Linked DNA regions of Homo sapiens: region 2 is linked to region 1. Evidence: read pairs that join two places in POLR2A ChIA-PET (ENCODE). Cell type or tissue: PC-3. All regions are shown on one strand. Links, peaks and the distances in the headings refer to the core of each region. The heading gives the core; the rest is flanking DNA. Region 1 has its middle 6.8 kb from the start of DCTPP1. Region 2 overlaps ZNF764 (zinc finger protein 764).

The links. Peaks named below come from ENCODE experiments on the same cell type or tissue, not always from the same donor. Only the 100,000 strongest peaks of a DNase experiment are listed, where the experiment ranks them.
Region 2: POLR2A ChIA-PET joins it to region 1 with 11 read pairs; 26 of 35 experiments call an interaction of 5 or more read pairs at or near these places.

What each region holds. Positions count from the first base shown.
Region 1 is chr16:30,434,603-30,438,989 of GRCh38, forward strand. No RefSeq gene overlaps it. Among named protein-coding and RNA genes, the nearest start is that of DCTPP1, 6.8 kb to the left of the region's middle. In PC-3, for the core only: no CTCF peak of the experiment used is centred there; no DNase peak of the experiment used is centred there; H3K27ac peaks cover 304 bases.
Region 2 is chr16:30,550,976-30,555,362 of GRCh38, forward strand. It overlaps ZNF764 (zinc finger protein 764), which reads right to left. Exons shown (of 3, transcript NM_001172679.2): 3 at 2,789-4,387. The coding sequence ends at 4,219. Among named protein-coding and RNA genes, the nearest start is that of ZNF764, 5.2 kb to the right of the region's middle. RefSeq lists an enhancer at 2,431-2,930. In PC-3, for the core only: no CTCF peak of the experiment used is centred there; no DNase peak of the experiment used is centred there.

The sequences.
Region 1 (4,387 bases), core at 322-4,321:
CAGGTGTGAGCCACCGCGCCTGGCCTCAGAGGGTTTTAAGCAGGAGAGTGATCATATTTTGGGCAGATCATTTGAACCCAGGAGTTTGAGGCTGCAGGGAGCGATGATTGTGCCACTGCACTCCAGCCTGGGCAACAGAGCGAGACTCTGTCTCCAAAAAAAAAAAAAAAGAACTGGAGGAGGCAAGAGTAGAAGCAGGGGGATGAGTTACTGCTGTTGTCCAGGCAAGAGATGATGGTGACTTGAGCCAGGTGATGGTGGGTGAAGATGGAGCAAAGTGGATGTCTTGGGAACGTATTTTGAAGGTAGATCTGGAGGTTTTTGTTGGTTTTGAATGGGGGATGGGAGAAAGGGTAGAATGGCTTACAGATTTTGAGGGTTTGGCAACCCGGTGGGTGGATGGTGACTGATTTGGGGATGGAAAAGATGAGGGACAGGACTGAACACGTGTGGCCTCAGGCGTGTGGTTTAGGGCAAGGCAAGTTGAAGAGGCATGGTGAGTTGGCAGTGAAGTTTTGAATCTAAGGTTTAGAGGAGAGATCAGGGCTAGACATTCAGATGTGGCAGTCTCAATCATTTAGACAATACTGAAAGTCAAGGAACTGAAGATGAATAACTAACACAAGAATCTAGGCAGAAAAGACCAAGATTTGGAGCCAGGCATGGTGGCTCACTTCTGTAATACTAGCGCTTTGGGAAGCTGAGGTGGGAGGATTGCTTGAGCCCAGGAGTTTGATACTAGCCTGGGCAACATAGTGAGATGTTTTCTATATTATTAATGTTTACTTATTTATTTATTTATATTTTATTATTATTATTATTTTGAGATGGAGTCTTGATGTGTTGCCCAGGCTGGAGTGCAGTGGCACGATCTCGGCTCACTGCAACCTCTGTTCAAATGATACTCCTGCCTCAGCCTCCCGAGTAGCTGGGACTACAGGCATACACCACCACGCTTGGCTAATTTTTTTATTTTTATTAGAGACGGGGTCTCACCATGTTGGCCAGGCGGGAGTACAGTGGTGTAATCACAGCTCGCTGCAGCCTCGAACTCCTGGACTCAAGTGATCCTGCTGCCTCAGCCTCCCAAAGTGCTGGGGTTACAGGCATCAGCCACCGTGCCCCAGTAACTAGCTCTTTATGAGCCTATCTTCCCAAGAGACGGGATCCATGAGTCTTTTCAAATCAAAGGTGTTTTTCCAGTGCAAGCCAATAAAGGTTTAATGGCCGGCTGGATGGATTGGGCCAGGCAAGCAGGCCATGCTTGCAGTACATCCTTCTGCTACTGGGAGAAAAGGTGCTGCTATAATTCAGAATATTTGTTCTTAAATTTTTCAGGGAGAGTCATAACAGGGGCTTTTAGGAATCTCCAGCCTAGCTCATTCAGGCCAGAGAGTCCCCAACACCCTTTGAAGTCTTCTTCGAACCTGCTTTTCCATCCTGTCCCTGTACACACTTGCTGAAGTCCAGAGAGATGTTCCGGACTCTTCCCTCCCCACCTTTGCTTCCTCAGTTTCCTCCATCTGGAATGCCCGCCCCGTTCTGTGCACATCCAAATCCAAATGCCACCCATCCTGCAGAGCCCTGTTTCAAGGCCACCTCGTCTGAAAAGCCTTCCTAAACTTCCTCCTAAAAGGAAATAGGGTCAGGCACAGTGGCTCATGCCTGTAATCCCAGCACTTTGGGAGGCCAAGGCAGGAGGATCACTTGAAAAACCAGGAGTTAGTTTCGTTTCGTTTTTTTTCTTTCTTTCTTTCTTTCTCGTTCTTTCTTTCCTTCCTTCTTTCTTTCTTTCTTTCTTTCTTTCTTTCTTTCTTTCTTCCTTCCTCTCTCTCTTTCTCTCTTTCTTTCTTTCTTTCTTAGGTAGAGTCTTGCTCTGTCACCCAGGCTGCTGTGTAGTGCTGTGATCTTGTCTCACTGCAACCTCAGCCTCCCAGGTTCAAGCCATTCTCCTTCCTCAGCTTCCCAAATAGCTGGGATTACAGGCCTGTGCCACCATGCCTGGCTAATTTTTTTTGTATTTTTAGTAGAGACAGGGTTTCACCATGTTGGTCGGGCTGGTCTTAAACTCCTGACCTCAAATGATCCGCCCACCTCGGCCTCCCATACTGCTGGGATTACAGGCCATGGTGCCCAACCTGAAGCCAGGGACCAGCCTAGGCAACATAGCAAGACCCCATCTATACAAAAACACTTTTAAACTTATCTGGGTGTGGTGGTGTGTGCCTCTAGTCCCAGCTGCTCAGGGGAGGCTAAGGTGGGAGGATCACTTGAGCCTAGGATGTCGAGGCTGCAGTGAGCTATGATTGTGCCACTGCACTTTAGTCTGGGTTACAGTCTCAAATAAAAAAAGTGGTACCAGCTTCAATTGCAGGAGACACCAAGAGCCCCAGAAGAGTGAAAAGAAAGGGTCAGTACCTATGGACCAGGCACTGTTCTAGCTGCTGGAGATACTGAACATCCCTACCTTCCTGGTGCTTACATACTAGCAGAAGGGAACAATTCTTTTTTTTTCTTTTTTTCTTTTTTTTGAGACAAAGTCTTGCCCTCTTGCCCAGGCTGGAGTGCAATGGCATGATCTCGGCTCACTGCAACCTCCACCTCCCAGGTTCAAGCGATTCCCCTGTCTCAGCTTCCCAAGTAGCTGGGATTACAGGTGCCCGCCACCACGCCTGGCTAATTTTTGTATTTTTAGTAGAGACGGGGTTTCACCATGTTGGCCAGGCTGGTCTCGAACTGCTGACATCATGATCCGCCCGCCTCAGCCTCCCAAAGTGCTGGGATTACAGGCATGAGCCACCATGCCTTGCCCAGAAGGAGACAATTCTAAAGCGAACTAACACATTCTCAAGGGAATTATAGGCTAGGATAAGAGCTACAAAGCAAATAAACAGGGTGATGCATTGGAGAGTGGCTGGTTGTTGGCCAGGAGGTGGGAAAGGGCCTTTGTGAAGAGGTTTTATTTGAACTGAGACAGGACTGAGAACAAGCCAGTCAGGTGAGTGTGAGGTGAGGTTCCAGACAGCGGGAACTGCAAGCACAAAGGATCTTGATTTGTTTGAAGTCCCAGGGAAGGCTGATGGGCCAGCAGGTAGTGAGAGAGGTAGAGAGAGTGCCATGAGATGAAGCTGGAGATCTGTAGCAGGGGTGGGAAATTGCTGGAAAAGCTGTTTCTGCACTTTGAACAGGAGAAAAATGGATTGAATTGATTTACCTATTTTTTGTTGTTGATGTTAATAGTATTTACATAACTGGCTATGTAAATATTCAATGTTGGCCAGGCACGGTGACTCACACCTGTAATCCCAGGATTACTTTGGGAGGCCGAGGCAGGTGGATCACTTGAGATCAGGAGTTCCAGACCAGCCTGGCCAACATGGTGAAACCCTGTTTCTACTGAAAATACAAAAAGTAGTCAGGCATGGTGGTGTCTGCCTGTAATCCCAGCTACTCGGGAGGCTGAGGCGGGAGAATCGCTTGAACCTAGGAGGCACAGGTTGCAGTGACCCGCCATCATGCCACTGCACTCCAGCCTGGGCAACACCGTGAGACTCTGTCTCAAAAAAAAAAAGTCAATGTTCAATTATTATTCTCCCTATACCTCATACAAATGTATGACTACATTTCATTTGTTCTATAAGGTTGTTTTGGGCTGGAGTTGGTTAGTTGGTTTATTTTACAGGGTTATTCTTGGCTGTGTTGATTCATTTTTTGTTGTCATTTGTGAATTTTCTTTTTTCTCTCTTTTTTTTTTTTTTTGACATGGAGTCTCGTTCTTGTTGCCCAGGCTGGAGTGCAATGGTGCGATCTCGGCTCACTGTAACATCCACCTCCAGGGTTCAAGTGATTCTCCTGCCTGAGCCTCCCGAGTAGCTGGGATTACAGGTGCCCACCACCACTCCTGGCTAATTTTGTATTTTTAGTAGAGACAAGGTTTCTCCATGTTGGTCAGGCTGGTCTCAAACTCCCGACCGCAGGTGATCCACCCGCCTTAGCCTCTCAAAGTGCTGAGATTACAGGTGTGAGCCACCGCGCCTGGCAGTCGTTTGCTAATTTTCTAAATGATTATCACAAATTCTTTTTTTTTTTTTTCGGTAGAGACAGAGTCTCATTATGTTGCTCAGGCTGCTTTTGAATTCCTGGCCTCAAGCAGTCCTCCTGCCTCAGCCTCCCAAAGTGCTGAGATTACAGGCATGAGCCACCATGCCTGGCCACTAATTGTTTTCACATATTCGATTATCCTGCCAATACAATTTTCACACAATTAAATGTATCAATATTATATCAGTTTCATATTTTTCTTTTCTGGAAGGCCTTTCTGGAAGCCTTCCAGGCTCCCTGTCCAGTGTGGGCTGGTTGCTCTGTAAGCCTACTGTTTAGCTATTAC
Region 2 (4,387 bases), core at 66-4,065, 120 kb after region 1:
AGGCTACAGTGCAATGGCGCAATCTTGGCTCACTGTAACCTCCACCTCCCTGGTTCAAGCAATTCTCATGCCTCAGCCTCCTGAGTAGCTGGGATTATAGGCACCCGCCACCACACCCGGCTAACTTTTGTATTTTCAATAGAGACGGGATTTCACCATGTTGGCTAGGCTGGTCTTGAACTACTGACCTCAGGTGATCTGCCCACCTCGGCCTCCCAAAGTGCTGGGATTACAGGCGTGAGCCACTGCACCCGGTCTCCCACCCTTAAATGGCCTGGACAGACGAGGGATGGGCATGTGGCCATGGCCTTTACTTCTCACTCTGGCTGGCCACTTGGATGTGGCTTATTCTGTTGATGCAGACAAGCATATCCTCAATGCACAGTGAAGCCTGGGAAAGCCCCTTCCTGACTTCAATTGCTTCTGGGGCTGACCCTCAAAGACCTGTGGTAGCAGAGAGAAAAGGAGGCCCTACCTCTGGTGGAAATATCTGTGCCAAGAAACAAGGAGCTGGCTGGGCACAGTGGCTTACGCCTGTAATCCCAGCACTTTGGAAGGCTGAGGCTCAGGGCGGATCACCTGAGTTCAGGAAATGGAGACCAGCCTGACCAACATGGTGAAACCCCATCTCTACTAAAAATACAAAAAATAGCCAGGCGTGGTGGCGCATGCCTGTAATCCCAGTTACTCGGGAGGCTGAGGCAGGAGAATTGCTTGAACCCGGGAGGCGGAGGATGCAGTGAGCCGAGATTGTGCCATTGCACTCCAGCCTGGGCAACAATAGCGAAACTCCGTCTCAAAAAAAAAAAAAAAAAAGAAAAAAGAAAAAAGAAATGAGGAGCTGAGAATGGGGTGGGGCTGAGGCTGAAGGGTTTCATGACACTAAAAAAAATTGATGAGATGCTGGAAAGTTGGGTCATGAGGGCAGGAAGCAGAGGAGTCAGGTCTGGTTTCTAGGCCCTAAATAAGCTTTACAAACTTCAAAGCACTCAGAGATCTCTAGATAATAATCATAGCACCTTTAAGTGGCAAGCTGAGGGCCAAGATCTGGCTGTCAGTCTGGGCTGAGAACTGGTGTTGCAAGCTGGGCCTCCCGGAGGCTGTGCTGAGGGTTAGGGGAGGGAACTAGGTTGTACACTAGGAATTAAAACCTGGTACAAAAGCCGGGTGCAGTGGCTTACGCCTGTAATGCCAGCACTTTGGAAGGCTGAGGCGGGCGGATCATGTGAGGTCAGGAAATGGAGACCAGCCTGACCAACATGGTGAAACCCCATCTCTACTAAAAATACAAAAAATAGCCAGGTGCAGTGGCTCATGCCTGTAATCCCAGCACTTTGGGAGGTCAAGGCAGGCAGATCACTTGGGGTCAGGAGTTCAAGACCAGCCTGGCCAACATGGTGAAACCTCATCTCTATTAAAAATACAAAAACTGGTCAGGTGTGGTGGCGCACACCTGTAATCCCAGCTACTCGGGAGGCCGAGACAGGAGAATCACTTGAACCCAGGAGGCAGAGGTTGCAGTGAGCCAAGATCGTGCCACTGCACTCCAGCCTGGGCATCAGAGAGAGACTCCATCTCAAAAACAAAACATTAAAAAAAAAAAAAACTGGTACAAAGGTATCTTCTACTGCCAAGGTTCCTCTTCTGACCCCAATATGCCCCTGTGATAAGGTGGCGCACGAGTCAACCCGCCCCAGAAAAGCTGAAGGAGAGAGAGACCTTGGTGGGGTCGGATTGGAGATGAGGTTGGAATAAAGTCAGTTCATTACTTCACTTGACACCGGAACAGTGTCTTTTCTCCAAAACTTCTACCTCCTTCCAGGTTGATTAATCTGGTTTCTTCCTTCCTGGGTAGGCCAGACACAGGGCTGAGCTGGGTGACTCTGCATAGGCCAGCAGAGGTCACAGGCCCTTGCTCTCCTCAGGGAGATGTTGTCCTAACCAGGAGCAGGGCAGGGGCTGCCCATGGCTAGACTCTGCCCACAAAGGAATTAGTGGTAGATGGATAATGGGGGTGGGGATTCTGTGCAGAGCTTGGGGATACAGATGGGTAGTCACCCCTGGCTACAAATCTAATCTAACACCAGGTGTTCCTGGCCTACCCCGCTCTGCCCATGATGGTACAGAGGAAAAATGCAAGGTCTGTGCGCCTTGGGACTCTCCTCGTTGCCTGGATTCTGAGTTGACCTGATCTGTCACATGGCCACTTTGTCAGAACTCATCTGGTACGTGGGCTTCACTGATGCTGGGCTAGTCTGACCCCATCCAGGTCAGGGCTGGGTGTTATCACAGGGAGGGGCAGATGCCTGCAAAACCCTGGCTGAGACACCAGTGAAGGCCTCAGGAGTGATGGGTAAAGTCAGCAGTCAGCTAAGAACCCTGGGGTCTCTGTGTGACCCTGGACAGGCTGCTTAGCCCTCCTTGGTCTCAGTGTCTCCAACTGTAAAAGCCTAGGAAAGTGAAGATCTCTTCTAGTTCAAAACTGTGATAAGGCCCTCCTGGCAGGGTCTAGGAGGGCTAAGAAGTCCTGAGGCATGTGGCTATCTCAGGGAGGCCCAAAGAAGACTGGAGGGAGCTCTCAAAACCTTCCCATTCAAAAACAGGAACTGCCTGTTGGCTGATGGCGGACACACCCCTTGGTTTGGGATGAAAGGCAGTCCTGACTGCCTCTTCCTGACCAGGCTGTCCTCTTCAACCAAGGGGTTTCTCTCAGCACTTATGAAGGTGAAATGATTCAATGGAAGAGACAGTACTTTGTAAACCATAAAATGCAATACAAGCAAAGATCTAAAATAAAACCAACTTTTACTTCTCTCTTGCCACCCTTTCTCTCCAACTCCAGAAAACCTGAGTGCTACAGACCACTGTTTGCAAACTCAAATGACCATAGGAACTCAGCAAGTCATATAAATGAGCGGGAAATGCCAGATGGAAAGGCCTATTTGGACAGAGACATGGGTCTAAGAAATACTTCCCTTTCTTCTTCGCTGTACTTTAAGATAAACACCAAAAACACTAAAAGCAAGCCATGATGAATGGCACGTGGTGCTTGGTCAGGAGCCCACGGGAGTGGTGGGGATGGGTGGCCGGGCCACGGTGAATTGTGAGTTCTGGCTCCGGCTCAGCTCCCAACAACTGTGGTTTTGTCGGAGCCTAGGTCGAGTTGCCAAATCTTTGGATTTTTCAAAAGACACCAGAAAACCTGTATTTGGTTGTAAAATATCCTTTTCAATTTTCACTACTAACTCATATCACTTAAAAACACTGCCTGGACTCAGATCAATAAATATGACAACCGCAGGCCAGATCCAGTACACAGTCACAGGATTTTAACTTGGGCAGTAAAAAGACAATGGAGGTGGTGGGTGCCTGTAGTCCCAGCTACTTGGGAGGCTGAGGAAGGAGAATTGCTTGAACTCTGGAGGCAGAGGTTGCAGTGAGCTGAGATTGCGCTATTGCACTCCAGCCTGGGCAACAAGAGCAAAACCCCATCACACACACACACACACAAAGACAATGGAAGCCAGGCATGGTGGTAGCTCACGCCTGTAATCCCAGCACTTGCGGAAGCCGAGACGACAGGATCACTTCAGCCAAGGAGTTTGAGACCAGCCTGGACAACAGTGAGAACCTCATCTCTATGTAAAATTTAAAAATTAGCTGGCCGTAGTGTTGCCCGCCTGTAGTCTCAGATATTTGGAAGGCTGATGGGAGAGGATTCCTTGAGCACTGCAGGTTGAGGCTGCAGTTAGCCCTGTTCACACCACTGCACTCCAGCCTGGGTGACAGAGCAGGAAGCTGTCTCAGAAATAAATAAATAAATAAATAAAAAGACAATGAGTATTGTGTTCTGGGAGGGTCACAAGAATAAAAATAATGATAAAAAATTTAAAAAGACAATGGGTAAAACAAGGTTCTCCTCTACCTCAGTCCTCTTAGCACCTCTGGGCTGAGAAACAGCTTTTGGTTCCCCTTATGTAGGTCTGGGGGTTCTCAACTCAGCCCTGCCTCAGTAGAGGGGGCCTTGGAGAGCCCTGGGCAGTGGGGAGCAAGGTGCTGGCAGAGGAGGCTGCTAAGGGCCCAAGATCAGACTGTCCGCACCCCAGGGCCAGCTCTTGCCCTAGATTCTGGGACCTCCCTGCAGGCCGCCGCAGAGGTTCGGGCCCCTGAGCCCATCTCGGGCCTCCCGTAATGTCTAGATAGTCACTTTTAAGGCCGTCACCCACACTCCTGGAATATCTCCGGGTACAGCTGGAAGCCCACGGGCGGGTCCAGGTCTCCGTGGCCAGGGGTCAGGGTCACAGACAGACGCCCGGCGACCCGGCCCCTGTGGCCCCCGGCCCCGGGCCGATGAACCCACTGGTGTTTGGCCACGGCTGACTTCTGG